Regions from separate parts of the Homo sapiens genome. Here region 2 is linked to region 1. Evidence: chromatin loops called from intact Hi-C (ENCODE). Cell type or tissue: Caco-2. All regions are shown on one strand.

Region 1 (2,500 bases):
TCTGACCAGATTTGGTCACGTGAAACTGTCAATTAGCATGAATGAGGTGCTGCTGCCATGCAGGGGTTTGATCCTTGGCTGTCATGTTGATGGTCTCTGTATCCAAATTAGTATTTGTGAAATTTGGGGGAAGAGAATTTGGGCTTATTGTGTAGCGGAACGAGTACGTTTCATAAAGGCAAACCTAGCACCGATATCAACAAATCCACTTACAATCCATTCCTAAAGGAGGAAGCTCTGTTACAGTTTTAAAATTAACATTACAATGCATCTTGCTTGTTTGAGGTGAGGGCTTAAAACTCAGTAATGAAAAAGAGGGAGAACTATAGGCTAAAAGGGTGTGTGTTCTTAATTGATTAATTGCAAGCAGCTATGTAGGGCACCCTGTGTTTAAATCAGTGCTAGCTGTATTATCTTGAGCAAGTCATTGTACCTCTTTGTTTTTTTAATTTATTTTTATTTTTTACATTTTTAAGAGACAGGGTCTCACTATGTTGCTCAGTTTGGTCTTGAACTCCTGGGCTCAAGTGATCCTCCTGCCTTGGCCTCCCAAAGCGCTGGTATTACAGGTATGGGCCATCACGCCTGGCAAATCGTTGTACCTCTTTGAGCCTCAGTTTCCTCATTTGTAAACTAGTAGGATGCCTGGAAGTTCATAAGCATTAATAAATGTTAGCAATAGTTATTATTTCTTGAGACGGAGTCTTGCTCTGTTGCCCAGGCTGGAGTGCAGTGGCGCGATCTAGGCTCACTGCAAGCTCTGCCTCCTGGGTTATGCCATTCTCCTGCCTCAGCATCCCGAGTAGCTGGAACTACAGGCGCCTACCACCACCCCCGGGTAATTTTTTTTTTTTTTTGTATTTTTAGTAGAGATGGGGTTTGACTGTGTTAGCCAGGATGGTCTCGATCTCCTGACTTCGCGATCTGCCCGCCTCGGCCTCCCAAAGTGCTGGGATTACAGGCGTGAGCCACCGCGCCTGGCCAGCAATAGTTATTTTTAAAAGATCCTCCTACATGTGATTATATGCCCCTTTTCATTTGAGGGTAGTAGACCATATGGAGAACTGACAGTGGTTGAGAGATTTGAAGGGAACTAATAGTCCAGCCAAAGAGCGAAAAATGGCAGGAAATTGGAAATTAGGTCTGTCTCATTGGCTTTATTAACCAAAATGAATTGGGAATCTCAATGTAATTGATCAGGAAGGAGCTCCAGTCATTCCTGGAGGATTAATTTATTATTATTATTATTATTTTTTAGCTGCATACCATATCACTGTGGTGCCTTTGTTTTTGGAATGGAGCTGTTGCCTGCTGACCACGCCTGGGGGCACCTAATCACAAGTCTTTCCCAACTTCTTTTTCCTTTAAAGCAAGCCACTCCAGTTGAAAGAGAATGATTAGACATATGAAAGTGTGGTTTTGTTTGCCCAAGAGTTTATGTATAAGTTAACACATTGTACACTTTTTTTTTTTTTTAAACTTCCTCTTTCTCTCTTATCTGCCTCTGATCACGGGATCCTGGTTAGTTTTGCTCAGGGCAGCTCGCTTGACCTGGTGACAAATTCCGCTTCTTCCTGGGGCTTTCCTTTTTCCTCCAGAAAGTCTTGTGCTCATGGTTTAGGAACTTAGTCACTGTCGTCTTTCTGGTTTTCATGAGATCAAATCAAATAAGGTAATACGTGCAAACTGTATAACGTGCTGCAAAGGCAGACTCTGCTGCTGTCCTTAGAGTCCAGTTCCCTGGCCGTGGCTGGGTTCCCAGCCCTCTGTTCTCTCTCCACAGAGTGACTGTCTCGGCTCTGAGGGTTTCAGCGATACTGGATGCTTCCACATTTAGGAAATAGGCCTGCTTATGCTCCAGTGCAGGCATTAAAGCTCAATGAGTCATGTGATCTGCTTGGCCGACTCTTCAGAGTTCGTTTGTACTCAGTAAAATTAGTATGAGTCTTGGAACCCGGTGGGAAACCTCTTCCTAGTCCTACAGGCCGGATGCGCCTTCTGAGTTTTCATATTATCTCTCCACCCCCAACCTCCCCCTCCTTTGGTTGTATGTTTCTCACAATGAATTGGTTGTTGGAAACTGGCTTTGTAATAATTCCAAATGCCACTGTGAAGATTTTTAATAGCCTTTAAAATTTTTAATTGGCTGAGCTGTAGTGTTATTGATATATTTTTGTATAAATGTTATTATTAACAAGTTAATTCATATAAAGGGCTTGGAACTATACCTGGCATATAAGTACATGTTTAATAAAGATTAACTTATTTCTGCCGGGTGTGGTGGCTCACGCCTGTAATCCCAACACTTTGGGAGGCCGAGGTGGGCAGATCACTTGAGGTCAGGAGTTTGAGACCAACCTGGGCCAACATGGTGAAACCCTGTCTTTACTAAAAATACAAAAATTAGCCTGATGTGCTTGCTTGAACTTAGGAGGCGGAGGTTGCAGTGAGCCGACATCATGCCACTGCACTCCAGCCTGGGCAACAGAGTGAGACTCTT
Region 2 (2,500 bases), 71 kb after region 1:
GGTCACACAGCATCCTGCACCTTAGCGTCCCATGTAAGGGACTCTGCAAGCTTGTTGTTCAGCACCGCAGTGTTACCTCTTGGCAAGCTGTGAACCTGTCGCCTCATCAGGAGCATTCGAGGGTGCTTGGAAGCATGAACTCTGGGGGTGTTTTTTTTTTTGGTTATTTTAATTATGTGATGATGCTGTTAAGCTTACAGATATGCAGTTGATTTTTTAAAAAGCTTAACTAGGAATCTTTCTGAATACTTGTCCTATTTTGAAACTACCTGTCTGGTTTTTTGTTTGGTTTTGTTTTCTTTTTTTAATGTCAGAGGAATCTATCCATGTGAATCGAAAGGCACAGGAATCTAGGAACTCTGAGGAATTTATTGTGAAGGATTTTGTTAGGGGGTTGACAGAGAAAGCAAAGTGTAAGTTTGGAAGAAGGCATGTGCGGTGGTGGCGAGTGCTGCGGGCTATGGAAGGTGACTTGGCTTTTCAGTTAGGGGTAGTGGAGAAAGGGGTAGTTGCTTGTAAACGAGTTAAAAGCATTCAGTGTGGAGGTGTTAAACCCATTTTAGGATCGCTTGGTTTCCTGGTGGGTAGAATATGGGAACAGAGCCAGAGGCAGGAGCTAAACCAAAAGGAGGGACCCATGAACTCTGCAGCTGACCAATCAGAGAATCAGGCAGGTGTAGCCTACTGACCTGGGCAGAGGTGGGCCTCACGCAGCTGGATCCGACCCTTTAATTCTGCCCTTTTGGAGTGGAAGGTCTGATTGGTGTAGCTGCTCTGCATAGGCAGGACAGTGACAGTTCACTAACTCTTGTTAAGTTACATAGTGTATAGCTTTCCCCCCACAGGTGGTTTTCAAAGTTGAGACGGAATTTGGGTAGGGGCAGCTGTTTTTCCCTTGATTGTTAGCTAGGATATTTGTCAAGTAAACTTTGGTGACAATCACTCTCTTCCCTTTTATTCCTCCTTTCCTTTTCCTTTCTTCCCTTTTTTCTTTCCTTCCCTGCTGTCTCCCACCCTACCTTGTTCTTTTCCTCCCTCCCTCCCTCCCTCCCTCCCTCCCTCCCTCCTTCCCTCCCTCTCTCTCCCTCTCCCTTTCTTTTCTACATTGAAATCTGTTCTTACATAATAGAGAACAGGGCTATTGAATAAAGACCCAATCCTACCAGATCTTTAGTTCTAAAGGGCAACTTGACTGTGAGTAGGAGGGCCCCCAAGAAAGGGAGGAAAGTCCACACCCAGCTAACCACACAACAGGGCTTCATTATGGAAATATTTTAACAAAAGTACATGTTATTACCAACCAAAGAGATGCATGTGCAATAGAAGCCTTCCTTAAAAACAGGCTAAATAACCTCATTTTATGCAGCAGTTTAATCTGAGAACAGAGGGAAAGGTGTGCAGTGGTTCCAGAGGGGCCTTATATTCTATTTTTAGTCTAGATATTTTTTGTTTATAAATTCCCAAGGAATTGTTAACACTTTGGTGACACCTAATGGATTCTTTTTGAAATTCCAAGGTGCTTCAGTTCTTTGCCCAAGTGAACTGTGCCTTTTATTGCATTTCTGTTCGTCTCTTGGTGGCTCTTCTGACTTTTTGGAGAATACCCATCTTGTTGGAGGCAGACTTAAGTTGTTATGCTGTGCCACACAATTTACTGAGACAATCATATCTTCCTAAGCATTTAAGGAAAGTTGAAAAAAATAGAATTAGCTATAAAATATGTATGGCACATCTTGTTTAATTTTGCATGTAACTTCTCTTTTGTACATTGATGAGGTTTTAGTGACATTGTCATCCAACACTTTACCTTTATTGTTCAGGGAATGCCTTCGTGATTTTTTGTACTGGTTTTATTATTCAGACTATGGCCTGGATTTGAGTATATTGTTATTACCACCTGGTTTTTTAATTATTCATCCCAGTAAACTTATATTTTGTGAAGCATTTGTTTCTCAGATTAAGACACTGTTAGAACCTAAAGTAGTAGCTGATGGGTATCTGTGAATTTTTTTTTTTTTTTTTTTTTTACTTGAAGTAGATTGTCTGAATAGGCATCCTCATCTATATTTACCCAAAACCTCGCTTACTGTCATGTGCACTACAAATTGCAATTTGGAAACCTACTGTATTGAAATTCTGTCAGTTTATGGTTCTTGAAGACTGATGTCCTTTCCCAAACACTGGTTACTGCAGCAGCATTTTTAATGTGTAAGTGAAGAAAAAAGGCCACTAAGGCCAAAGATTTTTTAAGAATCATTGTACAAATCATTATGTTAAACTATCTAAGCTTTGCTGTAATACTGTTTTCTCTTCAATATGTGATGGTACAGGAAGGATGTTAAATGAAGGGGTGGTATTGCAGGAGAGCATTTTAAATGGCAGAAGTAAAAAGTTATAATATTTATAATTTTGATGGGTTTAAGTTTATTTTTGTAGGGAAGATTTTTCTCCCCTAAAATAGTTTCTAGAATGGCAAAATTGTTTCCATTATTAAAAATTG

Evidence for each region. A loop is a pair of places that touch in the nucleus more often than their neighbours do. Peaks named below come from ENCODE experiments on the same cell type or tissue, not always from the same donor. Only the 100,000 strongest peaks of a DNase experiment are listed, where the experiment ranks them.
Region 2: it touches region 1 in a loop (7-fold over the local background); 61 of 110 quality-filtered maps call a loop at or near these places.

Annotation. Positions count from the first base shown.
Region 1 is chr12:64,623,984-64,626,483 of GRCh38, forward strand. The region is part of intron 1 of RASSF3 (Ras association domain family member 3); the gene reads left to right. Among named protein-coding and RNA genes, the nearest start is that of MIR548Z, 2.6 kb to the left of the region's middle. RefSeq lists enhancers at 1,512-2,228, 1,585-1,704 and a silencer at 1,626-1,815. In Caco-2, no CTCF peak of the experiment used is centred here; a DNase peak (open chromatin) is centred at 1,548; H3K4me3 peaks cover 553 bases.
Region 2 is chr12:64,695,056-64,697,555 of GRCh38, forward strand. RASSF3 (Ras association domain family member 3) reads left to right here. Exons shown (of 5, transcript NM_178169.4): 5 at 1-2,500. Among named protein-coding and RNA genes, the nearest start is that of GNS, 63 kb to the right of the region's middle. In Caco-2, no CTCF peak of the experiment used is centred here; no DNase peak of the experiment used is centred here.